Linked DNA regions of Homo sapiens: region 2 is linked to region 1. A link is an interaction called in ENCODE POLR2A ChIA-PET data of the cell type or tissue named here. Cell type or tissue: OCI-LY7. All regions are shown on one strand. Links, peaks and the distances in the headings refer to the core of each region. The heading gives the core; the rest is flanking DNA.

Region 1 (8,000 bases), core at 1-8,000:
TTCTTTATCCAGCCTATCATTGATGGGCATTTGGGTTGATTCCATGTCTTTGCTGTTGTGAATAGTGCTGCAGTGAACATATATGTGCATGTATCTTTTTAATAGAATGATTTATATTCCTTTGGGTATATACCCAGTAAGGGGATTGCTGGGTCAAATGGTATTTCTGGTTCTAGATCTTTGATGAATCGCCACACCGTCTTCCACAATGGTTGGACTAATTTTACATTCCCACCAACAGTGTAAAAGCATTCCTATTTCTCCACAACCTTACTAGCATCTGTTGTTTCTTGACTTCTTAATAATTGCCATTCTGACTGGCATGAGATGTTATCTCATTGTGGTTTTGATTTGCATTTCTCTAATGATCAGTGACATTGGGCTTTTTCACATTTGTTGGCTGCATGAATGTCTTCTTTTGAGAAGTGTCTGTTCATGTCCTTTGCCCACTTTTTAATGGGTTTTTTATTGTAAATTTAAGTTCCTTGTAGATTCTAGATATTAGACCTTTGTCAGATGGATAGATGGCAAAAATTTTCTCCAACTCTGTAGGTTGCCTGTTTGCTGTGATGATAGTTTCTTTTATGAGAGCCATTCATGACAAACCCACAGCCAATATCATACTGAATGGGCAAAAGCTGGAAGCATTCCCCTTGAAAACCGGCATAAGACAGGGATGACCTCTCCCACCATTCCTATTCAACATAGTATTGAAAGTTCTGGCCAGGGCAAGCAGGCAAGAGAAAGAAATAAAGGTATTCAAATAGGAAGAGAGGAAGTCAAATTGTCTTTGTTTGCAGATGACATGATCCTATATCTAGAAAACCCTATCATCTCAGCCCAAAAGCTTCTTAAGCTGAAGCAACTTCAGCAAAGTCTCAGGATACAAAATCAGTGTGCAAAAGTCACAAGCATTCCTGTACACCAACAACAGGCAAGCAGAAAGCCAAGTCATGAATGAACTCCCATTCACAATTGCTACAAAGAGAATAAAATACCTAAGAGTACAGCTAACAAGGGAAATGAAGGACCTCTTCAAAGAGAACTACAGACCACTGCTCAAGGAAATCAGAGAGGACACAAACAAATGGAAAAACATTCCATGCTCATGGATAGGAAGAATCAATATTGCGAAAATGGCCATACTGCCCAAAGTAATTTATAGATTCAGTGCTATTGCTGTTAAACTACTATTGACATTCTTCATGGAATTAGAAGAAAGTATTTTAAAATTCATATGGAACCAAAAAAGAGTTTGCATAACCAAGACAATCCTAAGCAAAAAGAACAAAGCCGAAGATATCATGCTACCAGACTTCAAACTATACTACAAGGCCACAATAACCAAAACAGCATGGTACTGACACAAGAACAGACTCATAGATGAATGGAACAGAATAGAGAACCCAGAAATAAGACTGCACATCTACAACCATCTGATCCTCAACAAACCTGACAAAAAAAGCAATGGGGAAAGGATTCCCTATTTAATAAATGGTGCTGGGAGAACTGGCTAGCCATATGCAGAAAATTGAAACTGAACCCATTCCTCACGCCTTATATAAAAATTAACTCAAGATGAGGCCAGGGGGCCGGGCGTAGTGGCTCATGTCTGTAATCCCAACACTTTGGGAGGCTGAGGCAGACAGATCATTTGAGGTCAAGAGTTTGAGACCAGCCTGACCAACATGGTGAAACCCCATCACTACTAAAAATACAAAAAAATTAGGCATGGTGGCACATGCCTGTAGTCCCAGCTACTCAGGAGGCTGAGGCAGGAGAATTGCTTGAACCCAGGAGACAGAGGTTGCAGTGAGCCAAGATTGTGCCACTGCACTTCAGCCTGGGAGACAGAGCGAGACTCTATCTCAAAAAAAAAAAAAAAAAAGGATGAGGTTGGGCATGGTGGCTCATGCCTGTAATCCCAGCACTTTGGGAGGCTGAGGCAGGTGGATCATTTGAGATCAGAAATTCAAGACTAGCCTGGCCAAAATGGTGAAACCCTATCTCTACTAGAAATGCAAAAATTAGCCAGGCATGTTGGCATGCGCCTGTAGTCCCAGCTACTTGGGAGGCTAAGGCATGAGAATTGCTTGAACACAGCAGGCAGAGGTTGCTGTGAGCTGAGATGGCACTTCTTCACTCCAGCCTGGGCGACAGTGTGAGACTCTGTCTAAAAAAAAGAAAAAAAAAAAACAAAAAAACTCAAGATGAATTAAAGACTTAAATGTAAAACCCAAAACTGTAAAAACCCTAGAAGAAAATCTAGGCAGTACCATTCAGGGCATGGTCATGGGCAAAGATTTCATGACGAAATCACCAAAAGCAATTGAAACGAAAGCAAAAATTGACAAACGGGATCTAATTAAAGAGCAAATTCTTAATGAAATCTCATCTTAGTTGTTGATGTTGTTGTTCTTCCTCCTCCTTCTCCTACTCTTCTGCCTACCTCCCTCCCTCCCTCCTTCCCTTCCTTGCATTCTTAAGATATCAAAGTGCTACCATATAAGATATTTCAAGACCAGGCACGGTGGCTCACGCCCGTAATCCCAGCACTTTGGGAGGCCGAGGCAGGTGGATCACGAAGTCAGGAGATTGAGACCATCCTGGCTAACATAGTGAAACCCCATCTTTACTAAAAATACAAAAAATTAGCTGGGCATGGTGGCACACGCCTGTAGTCCCAGCTACTTGGGAGGCTGAGGCAGGTGAATTGCTTGAACCTGGGAGGCAGAGGATGCAGTGAGCCGAGATCACGCCACTGCACTCCAGCCTGGGCAACAGAGCGAAACTCCATCTAAAAAAAAAAAAAAAAAAATCAGTATCAAATGGTAATAGAAAATATCAAATATTGGTTCTAGCTTATCCTATTATTTAATACTTGGAGGGCAACCTTCTTACCAACCTAGGCATGATGACAGGCCTTGCTCTGCTCAACCTTGGAGTTTGTATTTGGTGATTCTATGCTTCGGCAGTCTGAAGAGACTTAGCTTTATGTGTGTACTGTTGGCTTTGTGAACCAGAAGAAATAGTGATTGAGACCAGTAAATAAAATAGGAAATGAAGAAACGATACCCTACATAGAAAATATTGGAAATATCAGAAGAATTAATATAATAACCTCTCTCTCCTCTTGCCTGAACCCAACTGTAAGGAGTGACACAATTTTTTGAGAACAGCCCCACAGGACATGGAATAAGACAGAGAAGGGAAGATAATGAATAGGAAAGGACAAATGGAAAATAATCAGCACAGTTTTCAGGAAAATATAAAATTTTAATTGGGGCCAGTGGTTCCTTAGGAAGGAAGTTGGGTGATCTTTTGCTACAGAGAAGCTATTTCTGGGATTCCAGGTCTCTTGAAGTAAAGGAGCAGTATCAATGATAATTGTAAGAAAGCCACAGAAAGTGTGGGAATGAGTGGTGAACACAGGTTTACTTATGAAGATGTTTTGAACTTCTCTGGCAGGCAATGTTCAGTGCTACTGGGTTTCTTATTTATTATTTAATTGCCCTTCAAGGAGCCATTGCCAATTTTAATGTCTGCCATATGTGTTCATTCTTGAGTGCTTGCTCTCCCTCTTCCTCTTTCTCTCTTTCTCTCCCCTCCTTCCGCTGTGGTTAAACACAGAAGACAGTTGCAGAGTTGTGGGTCAAAGGGTTATTTTAAGCATATGAAAGGACAGCCCAAACAGAGGATAGGCTTTATGGCCAAAGTTTGTGCTCAATAAAGAGTCCCTTTGAGCCGGGCGCCGTGGCTTACGCCTGTAATCCCAGCACTTTGGGAGGCCGAGGCGGGTGGATCACGAGGTCAGGAGATCGAGATCATCCTGGCTAACACGGTGAAACCCCTTCTCTACTAAAAATATAAAAAATTAGCCGGGCGTGGTGGTGGGTGCCTGTAGTCCCAGCTATTCAGGAGGCTGAGGCAGGAGAACGGCGTGAACCCGGGAGGCGGAGCTTGCAATGAGCCGAGATCGCGCCAGTGAGCGAGACTCTGTCTCAAAAAAAAAAAAAAACAAACAAAAAAACAAACAAGAGTCCCTTTGTGTCAACAAATGAAATTAAAAGAAAAATCTGGGGTAATAAGCTTTATGAAACATAGCCAGCTTTATGTGACTTTTTTTTTTTTTTTCTTTTTTGAGATGGAGTCTCAATCTGTCGCCCAGGCTGGAGTGCAGTGGCGCAGTCTTGGCTCACTGCAACCTCCCTCTCCCAGGTTCAAGTGATTCTCCTGCGTCAGCCTCCCAAGTAGCTGCGATTACAGGTGCACACCTATGTGGCCTTTTTGAATCAGTATTGGTTAGTGAAATTCTAAGGCATCCTTTCCCACTCTCACCCTCCATCCCCCAAATTTATCATTTTTAAAAGAAAACACAAGACATTAGAGCCAACATTGCCAATGTTGTATTATAATCCTAAATATGATCCATAAATTAGAGGATAAAGCGTTGTGAAAATTTTGCATGGGAAGTAGTATTACTGTAGAAAATATAGGACTGTTGTTTTATTTTATGTTGAATTTGTTCTAAATGGTTCTATTCAAGTATTTAATATGTGATAAGTCTTTTATTTTCTAGTTTAAGCATTTTGTCACTGTAGTATTGTTTTGCAGAAGAATTGCTCAGAACCTAGTTAAGGAGGTTTTTAAAATGGACAATAATACTCAAAGAGGTTATTTAGTGTGTAGATGGATAAAACCAAACATTTGCTTACTAACAGCCTTCAGTTATTCTGTAAACTAATAATCAATTATGCTCTCTAACCTTGCTAGGAAGTGAGTTAAAGCTAAAGCATTAAAGATTTAGGCTTGACCAGTAAGTTTCCTGAGGAGTGTTGAGTGGTTACCAGGGAAGGAGTTCATTAGGAATATGTGAGATGGCCTTGTCAGGAGGTGTTAGAGCTGGCTCGGTTTTTTTGTTGGTTTGGAGAGGGAATCCTCTCACGGATTTTGTCATAGGATTTTGTGGCTTTTTAACATTTGCACTTGGAGAGACAAAAATTTGAATATTTTGCCTTTGCTTTCCATTGTAATTTGGAATGGCTATTTAAACCGTTGAGTTTAATACACTGCTGTACTCCCCAGGATCACAAAGTACATGTTCTTGACAATGATGTGCTTGCTTATCTGCTAGCCACATTCTGACTCTACTCCATACTGCATCCTTTACTGAAAAGAAGCTAGTTTGATTCTTGACTCAGATACTTAAATACAGGAATTTTAGTCTTGTCATCTCTTATTTTTATCACCAGTTAAGCCCAAGATGACCATGAAAACAGTAACAAGTGTTTCAGATTGCTCTTGTACCTTCTGCCTCTGGCTTGATAAGCATCACATCTGCCTGCCTGCCTTCCTTTCTTTTCTTTTCTTTTTCCTTTTCCTTTCCCTTTCCCTTTCCCTTCTTTTCTTGAGACAGGGTCTTACTCTATTGCCAAGGCTAGAGTCCAGTGGCATGATCTTGGCTCACTGCAACCTTGACCTCCCAGGCTCAAGCAATCCTTCCGCCTCAGCCTCCTAAGTAGCTGGGACTACAGGCACATGCCACCATGCCCAGCTTATTTTTATACTTTTTTTAGAGATGGGGTTTCGCCATGTTGCCCAGGCTGGTCTGAAACTCCTGGGCTCAAGCAATTCACCTGCCTCAGCCTCCCAAAGTGCTGGGATTACAGGCATGAGCCACCACCCCTAGCCCACATCTGCATTTCTAAATACACACACACACACACAAACACACACACACACACATTTTTTTTTTTTTAGACAGTCTCGCTCTGTTGCCCAGGCTGGAGTGCAATAGCGTGATCTTGGCTCACTGCAACCTCTGCCTCCTGGGTTCAAGCAATTCTCCTGCCTCAGCCTCCTGAGTAGCTGGGATTACAGGTGCCCACCACCAAGCCTGGCTAATTTTTGTATTTTTAATAAAGATGGGGTTTCACCATGTTGGTCAGGCTAGTCTCGAACTCCTGACCTCCTGATCTGCCCGCCTTGGCTTCCCAAAGTGCTGGGATTACAGGCATGAGCCACCACACCCGGCCTGGACTTCTTTATTTAGCCTACTCTTTCTCTAGTATTTGGCATCCCTCAAAAATAAACTGAGCTTCATTCATACATAGAGATCCAATCACAAATGAGTCCTGAAACCTACAACAAACTAATGATCCCTTAGAAAAGATCCTGGCTATTTTTAAACATGCCTTACTCAGTTGCTCCTATCTCTATGAATATTGTTCCTGGTAATTTCTTTGCCTACATAGAAAACCAGGTTATTTATTACTGTAACTTACTTTCACTGAGGTGAAATATAGGCTACATCATCTTTTTTATCAATGTCCTTAATATATATGTTAGTTACTGGTAATCACTAATTTCTAGACCATTGTGTCCAAGGCCAGATGTTTTAAAAATTGTTTTAGGTCAGACACAGTGGCTCACGCCTGTAATCCCAGCTCTTTGAAGGCCAAGGCAGGCAGATCACTTGAGGTCAGGAGTTCGAGACCAGCCTGGCCAACATGACGACACCCTGTCTCTATTGAAAAAAAATACAAAAATTAGCCAGGCGTGGTAGTGCACACCTGTAATCCCAGCCACTCAGGAGGCTGAGGCAGGAGGATTGCCTGAACCTGGGAGGCAAAGGTTGCAGATTGGGCCACTGTACTCCAACCTGGGCGACAGAGCGAGACTCTTGTCTCAAAAAAAAAAAAAATTGTTTTAAAGTCAAACTAAAGCCCTCAATAAAACTGAATGAAGAACAGGCTTTCACATCTGAGACCTCTTCTGAATTTTGCCAACTGAACTGCCTAATTTGTCATAAATCTGCTTTTCTTTCCAAAAGGAGATAACCCCTCCTAGAGCTTGAACACTTAATTAGTATTCTTTCTTTGTTTAAACTTGGTTTTTGCTTTGGACTAAATGAAAACTTGGCAAAGTTTCTAAGCTCACATATGAGACTGCACTTCTCTCCTATCCAAATACATGTTTGAGGACAGGACTCCTGTAGGCAAGGAAAGCTGCCTTCCCTGTCTGTGGAAGCCTTTCATCCAAGAGGCCCCTTCTTTCCCTTTGTACTTATTTCTCCTTGGGAGATGTTCACTGTCATCAGTGTAGACTCAGCTTAGCAGCTTAGCAACAGCAAAACCAACTCCTGAATGTTCTTTTGGCTGATGGCAAAGTGACACCCTCCTTCTGAAGAAGCTTGTTGGCCTGCCTTTAACTACCACTTTGGAGATGGGGGTAGGAAATGCCATAGTATCGTAGGGGACGAAAAAGTTTTTCTCTGCCTTCTTAGGTTCATGTATAAGGCCTGCAAATTAAACTGACAAAAGATTCACAGGAGAAAAAAAATTATAAATTTTGCTGATGGTAAGTATTTTTAATTTTATATGCACACAAGCTTAACAGAAAAAAAAAAAAAAGAAAATCCAAAGAGGCAGTTAGACTTGAAAGCTTGCATACCATTTTAACAAAGGATGATAAATTGTGGAGAGAAGTGACTAGACATAGGAAGAAGGGTTTGGTCTTCTAAAGGTGGTAAATTATGGGAATTAAGTATATGGTGAATCTAATAGTAGATAAGAGTTATTTTACTAAGGTTTGGGCAGACTCATCATGGTGTCAGCTTTCCATCTTTTTCATGCCCATAAAACTTCCCCAGAGAGGGATTTATGGCAGTTCTCACCCTCTCTTTTTTTTTGAGACAAGGTCTCACCAAGGTTGCTAGGCTCACTCCACCTCTTGGGTTCAAGCAATCCTCCCACCTCAGCCTTCCAAGTAGCTAGGACTACAGGTGCGCACCACCATGTCTGGCTTTTTTAAATTTTTTATTTTTTATTTTTAGAGATAGAGTTTCATTATTATTGCCCAGGCTGGTATTGAACTCCTGGCTTCAAGTGATCCTCCTGCGTCAGCCTCCCAAAATGCTGGGGTTACAGGCATGAGCCACCATGCCTGGCCTGGCAGTTCTCATTTTTTAGAAGTTTCTGCTCTTGGCCAGATAAGGGAAA
Region 2 (12,040 bases), core at 2,517-10,516, 51 kb after region 1:
GTGATAAATCTTGTTCTTGCCCCTACCCTTTATACCCCATCACTCTCACCCCTCACAAACACAGGTGACCATCTGTCTTTTTCTTTATGCAAACATAAACAAAAAAATATGTTTTTCACTACCCCTGTCTGTGTACACATACAAAAGCTAGCATCTATGGATACTGTTCTGGATCTTGCATTTATTGTTTAACAATATAGCTTAGAAATATTTCCCAAATTGCTAGGTGTGGTGGCTCATGCCTGTAATCTCAGCAGTTTGGGAGGCCGAGGCAGGTGGATCACCAGAGGTCAGGAGTTTGAGATCAGCCTGGCCGACATGGTGAAATCCTGTCTCTACTAAAAATATAAAAATTAGATGTGGTGGCAGGTGCCTGTAATCCCAACTACTAGGGAGGCTAAGGCAGGAGAATTGCTTGAACCTGGGAGGCGGAGGTTGCAGTGAGCCAAGATCGTGCCATTGCACTCCAGCCTGGGTGACAATAGCAAAACAACATTTCAAAAAAAAAAAAAATCCCAAATGAGAATGTAGCAATGCTTTTTAATTTTTTTTATTTTTAAAGAACTTTAGGGCCGGGTGCGGTGGCTTACGCCTGTAATCCCAGCACTTTGGGAGGCCGAGGCGGGCAGATCACCTGAGGTCAGGAGTTCGAGACCAGCCTGGCCAACATGGTGAAACCCCATCTCTACAAAAATACAAAAATTAGCCGGGCATGATGGCGATGCCTGTAATCCTAGCTGCTCGGGAGGCTGAGGCAGAAGAATCGCTTGAACCCGGCAAGCGGAGGTTGCAGTGAGCCAAGATCGTGCCATTGCACTCCAGCCTGGGTGACAAGAGCGACAAGAGCAAAACTCTGTCTCAAAAAAAAAAAAAAAAAAAAGAACTTTAGTATTTACTCCATCTACCCCCTAGCAACATCTCAGACATTGCTTATGGCTCCCTCTTTTCTGTCTAACCTGGATTGTTCAGATCTCAAATTCTCCAAGCATATTTCATTTTCTGCACTTTGTAGGCTCAGGGCTTACACAGACCTCAGGCAGTATGACTGGAGCAAAGCCATCAATCCCTTGTGCCATCAGGACTACAGGGACACATTCAGAAACAACACCAACAGGGTGATGATTGCTTAGCCTGAGCGACACCCCAAAGAGATCACTCTGGGCCAAAGAGACGAGATGGTCTGGAACAAGGCCTTGTTGCCAAGCAACCCCAGAGGGGATGAAATTAACGCAGTCTGTTTTTCATGTAACTGCATCTCAAATGAAAGCTGAGGCCAGAGTTGATCCTATGCAAAATTAATAATTACCATATGATTCTTTCTTTTAAATGGCTGTTGCCAAAAGACCGAGGACTAAAGAAACCAGTATATCCTTTATTTAAAAGGGATAAGGGAAAAGGAAAAAAAAAAGAACAAATATATTCAGATCCTGTGTTTTTCCATTTGCGTCTTAGGTAGGAAATCAGACATTGCTATCTTAGACTGCTGTTGAATCTGCCTGGTGGGAAACCTGCTTTGAAAGCAGATCCCAAGCAGACAAGATAATATGTACCAAAGGGCTGAGAAAAGATATTTTTTAGGGAAAGGAAAAAGCTTAGGATCATTTGAGACCCTTTAAATGTCCTTTCTAGAAGATCTAAAATGTACTTTTCCCCATTAGTACATTTAGAGAGGGCAAATTGTTGTAAAAATAAAAATAACCCTACTGCTTCCACTCCACTCTCCCTAACCTCATACTTAAAGGCTGAAAAGGCACAGGTTGAGATACCAAGTAACCCTTGCTTCTTGAGAGCTTATTAATATTTCTAAAAATGCAAAAGTGAGATAGAAAAGAAGATTCTACTCCCACCCGCTTTTGCTGCGTTGATTTGGGTAAATTAACTGTGTGGTCAGAGCAGAGCGATGGCCTTTCTCACCAAGAGAAAATTTTTGATTATTATTTTGTGGTTGTGCAATAAAACATAATTCAAAACAAAGCATTTTTTAGCCAAAGAAACTATTTTTTTCTGAAAAGGAAAACTTTCTTGCCTAATGGAAGGTTGGATCCAGACTTTGTTCTGGGGAAAGTGGCCACCAAGTTCAGTGACTTCCTCTTAACATTTATGCAATGAAATTATTGGCATTGAGGGATGACTCCCTTCCCTCCCTCCTGCCACCTCACCACCCTCACCTCATACTGGGCCATCAGACTGGCAAATATCCTCCCAGCCAGCTTTCCCCTGTGAAGCTGTATTTGCTGATAGGGTTGAGCAGAGCATACCAGTACATAGAGAAAACCAGAGAGCAAAAGGAGCATGCTTGATTTGGGGGACCTCTTATCATTCAAAGTCTCAGCAAGAAACAGATGGTACAGTCAAATTGGGTGGGGAAAGGGTGTTATGATGGGCTGGTAACATGGGTTGGGAGTCATTACCATGTCTAGGCCTGAAAAAATGAGAGAATTGGGAGGCAGAGGGGTTGTATGGAGAGGGCTGCCTCACAACAATGTCAGGCTCAGGGGGAACGAATATCCCAGTGTCACTTGCCTTCTTCCCTCTGATGTCTGGCTAGGACTCCTCATTTGGCTGAACCCCACCAGAAGTCAGAGGACAGGGAAGCCCTTTAAGGTAGTACCCCCAGAGCAGCCTCCCAGGGCAGGGAACAGCAGGGAGATGGTGACACACAGAAGATGGCCAACACTGAACCTTAAATAATCTTTTTGGTTCCCAGTCTATTCAATCACTCAGCCAGCACTTATTGATCACCAAGCTATTTGATCAACCAGTACTATTGATCACCAAGCTATTGATCAGCCAATACTTATGGATCACCAACCTATTGATCAGCCAGCACTTACTGATCACCAAGCTATTTGATCAGCCAGCACTTATTGATCACCAAGCTATTGATCAGCCAGGACTTATTGATCACCAAGCTATTGATCACCCAGCACTTACTGATCACCAGACAGGCACTGAACTAGGAGATACAGTGGTAAAAATGCAGCCCTCATGGCTCACAATTCTTGTGGCTGCGTCAGGCCCCAGCAAGCTTCAAACCATATCCAGACTGAAGGTGTAAGATCACAGCTCTCCAGCTTGTACTGTAGTTATCGCATGACTTCTCTTATCTTCTTTCTGCCTGTCAGGAAGGACTATGGTCTCTGGTTACACTTATTAGTGGTGATAATGGTGACATGTACTTGTTGGCGTACGTTAAGGTGTGAATATTGAAAGGGTGCATATACAGAAGAACCCAGAAAAAGAAAAACACTGGGTCTCAGGAAAGGCAGGAATGGTGGTAAAGCCAGGTCACAGGAGTTTCTCTCCAGCACTTGGCCCTTCATGTGACCCAGCTGCTACCCATGCATCTGACCCTCTGCCTCCTCCACATACACCCAGCTTCCGGCTGCAATTTCCATAAATGTGGCCCAGCTCATCTATCCATGCCAGCCTCATTTGAGCTCACTACCTAGTCTATGTGGGGTGGTCCTTGAGCTGGCCCCCTTGGTCCTGGCCCAATCAGTGGCCATTCCTGGGCGTAGAATAGTTTGGTGCTATCTCTGAGCAGGGGGCTATAGATGGGGTAGTTTCCCCCCTCTGTAGGAGATACTGGGCATGGCAGAGCCCAAAGCTGACATGCTCAGAGCCCCCTACTAGGAGATGATAAGCTCCTGGAGGCCAGGGACCTAGGACTTACACTGGTTTTCCAGTAGCATATGGCATCATTTCATGGAATTCAGCCACTCAGTTGACATTAAATTAGACTGGGCAAAATAACCCCAAAGCTAAAAATTGGATACCTCAATCACATCTGTCATAGGAATCTTTTAAAGCACCAAGACACTTGACATTTGTTGAGAAGGACATTGTTGATCCATAGGCAGAGAAGCCAACCTGTGTTTGGGATGACAAGGAGACAGGCTGGCAAGGTGCACATCCTGCTGGGGACAATGGCTCCTTTCTCCTGAAATGCCTCCCAGCTCTGTGTGGCCAAGCCAAGGTGAGGCAAAGCTGAATTTCTTGCCCTAAGAAACAGCAGCAGGAGAGTAAGGGAGGTGCTGCCTTTGTACTATGGTGACCTGCTTATTCTGTTTCAGTGACACAAGCTCATTGACATTGCATGGAGAGAATGATGTCATCGATTCTTCCCAGAGCCAAGCTGGCCTTTCTGGTGGTGCACATGGTACTCCAGTACTGTGTACCACAGAGATGTTTTCCTCCTGGCTGGATGTGGGGAATTGAATTCCTTTGGCTGAAAATGAGCTATGAACCATAGTAAAAGCTGCTAGTAGGAAGGCCTTTGGACTTTTCTGGCTTAGAATTTCTGAGGAGTTCCATGGCAGTTTTCCAAATCAAATTCTTAAGTCCAGAGACTTAGCTGGAGAGCATCTTGAAGGTTCTCCATGAACGGTAGGCGCTGACCCCTGGGGGAGGGGAAGGTTTTAATTAACTTTGTCGGAGAAAGTTGCCAAGCACTCTTCAGCTGTTTTGGAATGTTGTATTCCAAGTTGTAGAGGTTATGACTTTCTCTTTCTGGAACCCAAAAGCGACTTGTGGAAGCAAAATGAGAACAGCTTTTGGCCTCCGACACCACAATGCATCAGCCAGACCTGGATGTTGCCACTAAACTGAGGAAAAACTGTCTCTGGTGTCTCCTTATGGCCAGAATGGCATGTTCGACTTTAGACTTGAAGACTTGGCAGTTTCGGAGCACCTTGTTGACCCTCTGCTAGGGTCTGGGTCTTCTCCCAGCGCCTGGGAATTTGAGAGACAGCCAGCTAATGGAATGGCCAACTGTGCAGTGCTGGGTACCAGGAGAGGGGAAATGGTGGCTCTTTGGTACTGTGAGGCCTGACATCTTGGAACAGACGGCACCTGTTGGGACTAATGTATCTAAGAATGTCAAGGAAAAGCATGTGAGAACTTTTCTCAATTGAAAGGATGTGCTGAATCTTTTCAAGAATGGGCATCCCATTCTCCCATTCAGGAAAGACTGAGCCCCTTTTGTCCAGCAGGCACCATGGTGGGTGTTAGAAGCTAGAGCAGTGAATCAGTCACACATTTTAAGGACAAGGACCACGTTCCATTCTTCTCTGTCTTGCTCGTAACAGGTACTCAGACAACACTGCACTGAAATGGTTCTTTTTTTTTTTTTTTTTTTTTTTTTTGAGATGGAGTCTCACTCTGTCACCCAGGCTGGAGTACAGTGGCACGATCTTGGCTCACTGCAACCCCCGCCTCCCAGGTTCAAGCGATTCTCCTGCCTCAGCCTCCCAAGTAGCTGGGACTACAGGCATCTGCCACCATGCCTGGTTAATTTTTGTATTTTTAGTAGAGACAGGGTTTCGCCATATTGGCCGGGCTGGTCTTGAACTCCTGACCTTGTGATCCACCTGCCTTGGCCTCCCAAAGTGCTGGGATTACAGGCGTGAGCCACCGTGCCCAGCTACAAATGGTTCTTTCAAAGTCCCCTGGCTTCACCCCATCCTTCAGTGTCCATTTTTCATCTCCTTCCCCACTTTGGTCTCCTATCTCACCAGATTAAGGAAAATGCAATGTCTTCCCTATGCAATTGCTGCTTTGCACGGAAAATCACCTTTAAGCCAAACCAATAATCTACAAACCAAAAGAAAACAAGAGGGGAAGGGACGAATAACTGATTTCCCTGCGAGCCCTACCTAGTTTTCATCTGGCACATTCTGCTTCTAAGTGGTTGCTGGTCACACTGGCAGATAGCCTGTTTCTCCTTAACTCTTCCTCCTCAACCACCTACTCTCTCATTAAAGAAAAAATTAAGAAAGTTTCCTGATTATAAAAATGATAAATACATTTGGAAAAGAGAACACATTGTCCCACCCCCGCTACATTTTTGGTTTTCTTTTGTTTTGTTTTTTAGAGACATGGTCTCACTCTGTTGCCCAGGGTGGAGTGCAGTGGCATGATCATGGCTCACTGCAGACTCAACTCCTGGGCTCCCTACGACGATTAAAAAATGACTTTCAGGCCAGGGATGGTGCTTGTGCCTGAAAAATCAAAATTTTCAGTGCTTTTGGAGGCTAAGGCAGGAAAATTGCTTGAGCCCAGGAGTTTGAGACCAGCCTAGGCAACTTAGCAAGACTCTGTCTTTACAAAAAAATTAAAGAATTAAGTGGGCATCTTGGCATGTGCCTGTAGTCCTAGCTACTTAGGAGGCTGAGGCGGGAGGATGATTTGAGCGCAGGAGTTTGAGACTGCAGTGAGCCACGATCATGCCACTGTACTCCAGCCTGGGTGACAAAACAAGAGTCTGTCTCTAAAAAAAAAAAAAAAAAAAAATGTAGGGTGGCTTTCTGAAGCCATGCTTGGCCCTTCCCTCTCAGGGGTTTCCAGAGGAGGCAGATGAGCAACGTTGATCTCTGACCCTCAACTCCATTGTTCACCTGCTGCCATGCAAAGTGCCTCAACCGCAGGGTTTGTAACTTCGTGCAGATTATCACAGCTGCCCAGATGTTCATTTTAACTGAATTTCACTCATATAAAAGTGAAGGAAATGGGCAGGAAATGAGGAGAGGGGCCCAGTAGTGAGATTGTATTTTTATAATGGAAATAGCACCAGCCTGGGGGCCGAGCTGTCAATTTGAGTTCAACCTTTACCAATGACTAGCTGTTCCTTACACAAGTCCCCAGCCTCTATAAGTGTTTACTTTATCATTTGTGAAATAATACAATTGATTTTATTATCTCTAAGGTTCTTTAAGTTGCTCTGTCATAGAGTTTAAGAATAAAATGTGAGAGCTAGGCTGGGCTTGGTGGCTCATGCCTGTAATCCTGGCACTTTGGGAGGCTAAGAAAGAAAGAAGAAGAAGAAGAAGAAGAAGAAGAAGGAGAAAAATAATAAAATGTTTATTTGACTAATCTACTTTCTCCCCCACCATGTTTTTCCTCTTTTCACCTCAAAGACCTATCAGTTTTCACTGTTTCTTGTTACCCAGCTTTGCCGCTGTTCTTTTTGGTAAGGAGTGAAATATTTTTTCCAACTGTTCATGCAGCAGGCAAACTTGTCTTACTTCTCAGTCATTTTTTGCTTTTCTCCGTGCCCTCTCTGTTGTCTTCCTAGCCTTTTATCCCAAACTAGGCCTCACACAAGCAGGTTTGCCTCTCTGATCTGTGGCTTTAATTAACATAACGAATGAGCAAACAAGTCTTTATTGGGCATTTACAATGAACAGTGCACAGCTTGGTGCTGTTGAAGATAAAATAGGTTTAAGACATGTTCTCAGCCTTCAAGGAGACAAGACCTCTGGGGCTTCAAATCCCTTAGCTGCCTTATGTTCTACCACTAACATCTGGGTGCCAACAGTGCTACCCATCCCCCCACACCCACCCAACGCTACTGTGCTCTGAAACCAGCTCTTCGGTGGGATGCTGTGTCTCCACACTCTGGTTTTTTTCCTTCTCTCACTTCTTCCTGGCTTCCTTTTGCTGGATTCTCCCTCTGGGTCCATCCATTAATTGGATCTTCAGAGGCTCTATCCTAGGCCCTCTGCTTCTCTCAGTCTCTTTTCATTCCCTGGATGAGTTCAACCATACTCATGACTTCAGTTACCATCTATATGCAGATAATTCCCTTGTGTGTGTGTGTGTGTGTGTGTGTATTCCTGGTTGCTATGGTTTATCTCCACCAAAACTCAGGTTGAGGCTTAGTCCCCAGTGTAATGATATTGAGACATGGTGAGACCTTTAAGAGGCATTTGGGTCATGAGGGATCTGCCCTCACGAAGGGATTAATGCAGTTTCTTGAGCGTGTGAGAGCAGGTTGTTATAAAGTGAGGCTGCCTCTCATGTTTGCTCTTCTCGCATGTGCCCGCCTCCCCTTTTGCTTCTCTGCAATGTTATAACACAGCATGAGGCCCTTACCGGCAGCTGGCCAGATGGGCCACCCAGTCTTTCATCTCCTGGCCTCCAGAATTGTGAGCTAAATCAACTTCTTTCCTTAATAAATTATTCAGCTTCAGGTATTTTGTTATAGCAACAGAATATGGATGAAGACACTGGTCTTTCTTTGGGTTCCAGACCTGTATATCCAGTTGCCTCATGGGCAGCTCCACTTCGACATCACATAGACACCTCATACTCCCCATGGTCACCACCGAGTGTATCACCTTTCCCACCACCCTGCTCCTTTTCCCTTCCCAGTGTTCTCAAACTCAGTAGATGGCACTGCTATTGTCTATCCAGCTGTTCAATCCAGCAACCTAGGACTCCTCATTTCCACAATCTTCCTGTCCCTGCCCCCAAATCCAATCAAATTGCCTTATAAATATCTTGAGATAAGCCAGGCATGGTGGCTCATACCTATAATCCCAGCACTTTGGGAGGCCAAGGTGAGAGGATCAGGCCAGGAGTTTGAGACCAGCTTGGACCAAGCTTGGCGGTTTGGATTAATATACATATATACATGTATGGACTAGTATACATATGTATATATGTGCGCACATATATATGTGTGTATATATGTGCGCACATATATACATATGTATGCTAGTTCAAACCTCCAAACTTCCAAACATTATCTCAGCCAGAATATATAAAGAATGCCTACAAATGAATAAGAAAAAGACAACCCAATTTAAAATGGACAAAAGACTTAAACAGGCACTTTACAAAAGAGGGCATCCAAACAACCAGTATGCATAGGAAAGGGCATTTACTGTCATGATCAAGTTAAATGCAAGTTAAAACTGCAACGGGGTACCAGTACATCTCCACTGAAACAGCTAACCTTTTAAAAAACCTGATGATACCAAGTTTTGGTGAGGTGTTGGAGCAGCTGGAATCTTCATACTGACGGAAGTGTAAACTGGCACAACACTGTTGGAAACATGTTTGCCTGGAATTAGTAAAAGTAAACATATGCATCCCTTGTAACCCAGCAGTTCAATGCCTGGGTACAAAGCCAACAATAATGGGTGCTTCTGTCCACCGAAAGATGTGACCTGGGTTCATGATTTTGTTGCTTTTCCAACATGGATGTGAAGGAGCTGGATGTGAAGGGGCTCCCTCACATCCTCATCACCCCTCACTGTGCCCAGAAGTGGCAGCACGCACTGCTTCCCTGCCAACATGAGCCCTTCAGCTAAACCTTGGTCACCAGTCCAGATGACCCAGTATTCTGTCCTGCATACTGACCTCAACTGGGATTAACTCCATCCATCAGATTCTAGTGCAGGCCCACAATCCTTATTCAGGAGTTAGAATTTTCCAGATTTTGGGAAGTAATGGTATATACATATCATAGTCTATCTAACACCCCATGTTTCACTGCAGATATATGAATGTGTTCGGAGCAGCTCCATGATCAAACACCTTAACATATTTGTAGTGAAACATAGGATAAATAAAAACTATGCCCTCCCATAAGGTCCAGTCAGATTTTGCTGCCATGTTAGTTTTAGTGCCACCTTCTGAAAAAACTCATTTTCCAGCCCTTTATGGATTTCAGAATTGCAGACAAGATTGTGGGCCTGTGGGAGGAGGGGTGGCCTTTGTCAGCGCAGGGAGGGAAAAAAAGAAATCAAAACTGTTCATTTCCATTTCCCCAAGACAACCAACAGCCCCTGGCCTTATATCTACATAACCAAAGGACCCTCCAGTGGTTTTTTTCCAAGGGGAGTCGGTGTATCTACTGCTAGAATGAGGAGTGACGAGAAACTTGTAAATAGTTTTTCTTGTTAAAAAAAAAAATTTCTACCACATCTGGCTCCACACTACAGTAGGTGCAGCCCGAAGTATAAGATTCAAGTTCCTTGCTCTTACTCACTTAGCTGAAATGCTTGAGGTTTCTATAACACATATTCCCTGTGCTTCCTTAATAGACACAAAAACACCCATGTGTATGGCTTTAATTTTGAGGCATTTAACTAGATATATAACAATGCACAAAGTAATTTCCCCAGCTCCTTTCCATGACAACTATTTACATACCCTAGCATAACACTTCCTATGAGTTGGCCCTACAGCCAGAGTAGGAATACAGCCAGGGATGGGGTGGAGGAGGCAGGGCAGCATGGAGAGGCTGGATAAAATGATATTTCAGTATTTTTAGTGAGACAGAAAAAAATTCATGCAAACAGCTCTATTCCCTCCCCCTCTTTTTGTTTTGTAAAATCTTTCTTTCTCCAAAGCTCAGTTTTGAATTAGACCCTTGTTGACCATGTCTGCTTAAGTCTTAGATAAAGACTTATTTATTTGACCTGCATATCCATAGTTGCTAGAACTGCTCATTTCAATTTTCCTATTGTGTACACTGTGTTGGGAAGCTTGGCAGGAAGCACACTATGGAAATGTGGAACCGAACAGTTGAATGTGTGTGATTTGGGAAGTTCAGCAGATGCCAGGGCTTAGCAGGCTCCCGGCTTGTTCAAGACTAATCCTGTGGATTTTCATTCTTGTGGGCCTCATGCCCCTTAAGTCTGAGGGCTGGGTCCCGCTGGGTCCCACCCAGACTCAGTCCACACAGCTATCTCTCAGCTGTCCTACTAGTAACGACCAAGGTAGTGCTGTGCTGACTCTTGGATGCTCTCCTCTTCCCTCTCCCCAAGGAAGTGGAGGGTTCCAGAAATGGCCCTGGTCAAGGCTGCCGTGTTTTCTCTGGACATGAGTGTAGACTCCAGGTTGGATTCTAGGAGACCTGAGGGACTGACAATGCAAACTCATCTTCCCTATAGCAGATGACATGTGTCACCCAGATCCCCCCTCCAAGACTGAAGCACTCATGCCCCCATCTACTGGGAGTGCTGACGGCGGCAACTGTCCGCTGAGTTCCTCTCTGACACTTGTCCTCTGCTGCAGAGAGAGTCACCTTGCCTAAGATGAAGCTCACATTGACCACGGGCAGCCCACATCTAATGACTGGCGGACGCAGGAGTAAAAAGGGTTCGTCCTTTCACCCCAATTTGTAATAACTCTGGGCCATCCCACCACCAGAGCTCCCTGAAAGATCAGCTGAGGTCTTTACCATGATTGCACTGCAGTTCAACTTCTCTCTTTGTCCATTCCTACCCACCTCACTTCCCCTCAGGCGTTGATGCTGTACCTACCCTTCAATAAACTTCCTGCTTGCCAACCTCTGTTTCCGAGCTTGGAAACCTTACCTACAGCACCCCCTTTATCGGGCAGGTAGAGCCCTGTGTCTGGGGGACCATGCCTTCTTCATGCAATTCATGCTGCCCTCCCCCTCCACCCTATCCTGCCATCCTTTGAAAACTCAAATTGGTCTAAACGATTCAGGATGGCGCTATACACTCTCGCCAGTGATTGGCTTAGGAAGGGTCATGTGACTGTGTTCTAGCCAATGAGACGAGAAGGGAACTTGGGTAGAGAACTGTAGGAAAGGTTTTCTGGGTCATAACAAGAGACAAGGGAAGAAAGAGTCCCTTTTCTGTCGGATGTTGGCTCTGACTGAGATGCCTGAAATAGCTGTAGAAAGCAATAGATGTGAGAAGAAGATGGAGCCAAGAGAACAGCAGAGAAGTCAGACTGAAGCAGAGCCACGACGTGCTGGGTTGGAGCCTACTCTGCCTGTGATTTTCTTGTCATGTGTGATACATCCCCTTTGACAGCACAGAAGGGATTTGTCACACAAGTACTTAATGATGAAGTTGCATCAAATTTGCAATTTTAGTTCTAGTTCCAACTGCCCATTTCATTTTCCCACCCTTTGGGGGCCTTTGTGTTTTGAAATCCTTGGTTGTCAGGATTCTTTTCTTCTTGGAAGTTTTCTAGTGATCCAAACTCTCTTTTTTTCCTGATTTTTGATGGCCATAAACATGTCTGATTGATCAACTAAACTGCTTCCTTTTTCCATGGCCTTATGGGTGTAAAATTTATACGGCCAATGTTATGCAATGTGTATGCAGTGCTGGGGATGGAGGGCTGCTGACTCTGAAAAACCCTTTCCTGGGATGACCTTAGATGAGAAAAGAAGGAAATGGTGATGAAAAGCTTTCAAAATGTAAGGGAATGTGGCTTGGACCTAAATGGTTAGCACAGACTAGGATATTCTTAGAAAATGCCTCCCGCC

Evidence for each region. ChIA-PET counts read pairs that join two places held together with the same protein. Peaks named below come from ENCODE experiments on the same cell type or tissue, not always from the same donor. Only the 100,000 strongest peaks of a DNase experiment are listed, where the experiment ranks them.
Region 2: POLR2A ChIA-PET joins it to region 1 with 10 read pairs; 5 of 35 experiments call an interaction of 5 or more read pairs at or near these places.

The regions. Positions count from the first base shown.
Region 1 is chr2:62,126,152-62,134,151 of GRCh38, forward strand. The region is part of intron 2 of COMMD1 (copper metabolism domain containing 1); the gene reads left to right. Among named protein-coding and RNA genes, the nearest start is that of B3GNT2, 66 kb to the right of the region's middle. RefSeq lists a silencer at 3,449-3,649 and an enhancer at 3,500-3,549. In OCI-LY7, for the core only: no CTCF peak of the experiment used is centred there; a DNase peak (open chromatin) is centred at 3,620; H3K4me3 peaks cover 2,465 bases; H3K27ac peaks cover 2,974 bases.
Region 2 is chr2:62,174,744-62,186,783 of GRCh38, forward strand. No RefSeq gene overlaps it. Among named protein-coding and RNA genes, the nearest start is that of B3GNT2, 15 kb to the right of the region's middle. In OCI-LY7, for the core only: no CTCF peak of the experiment used is centred there; DNase peaks (open chromatin) are centred at 5,691, 5,998, 6,408, 7,278 and 1 weaker place; H3K4me3 peaks cover 2,028 bases; H3K27ac peaks cover 5,877 bases.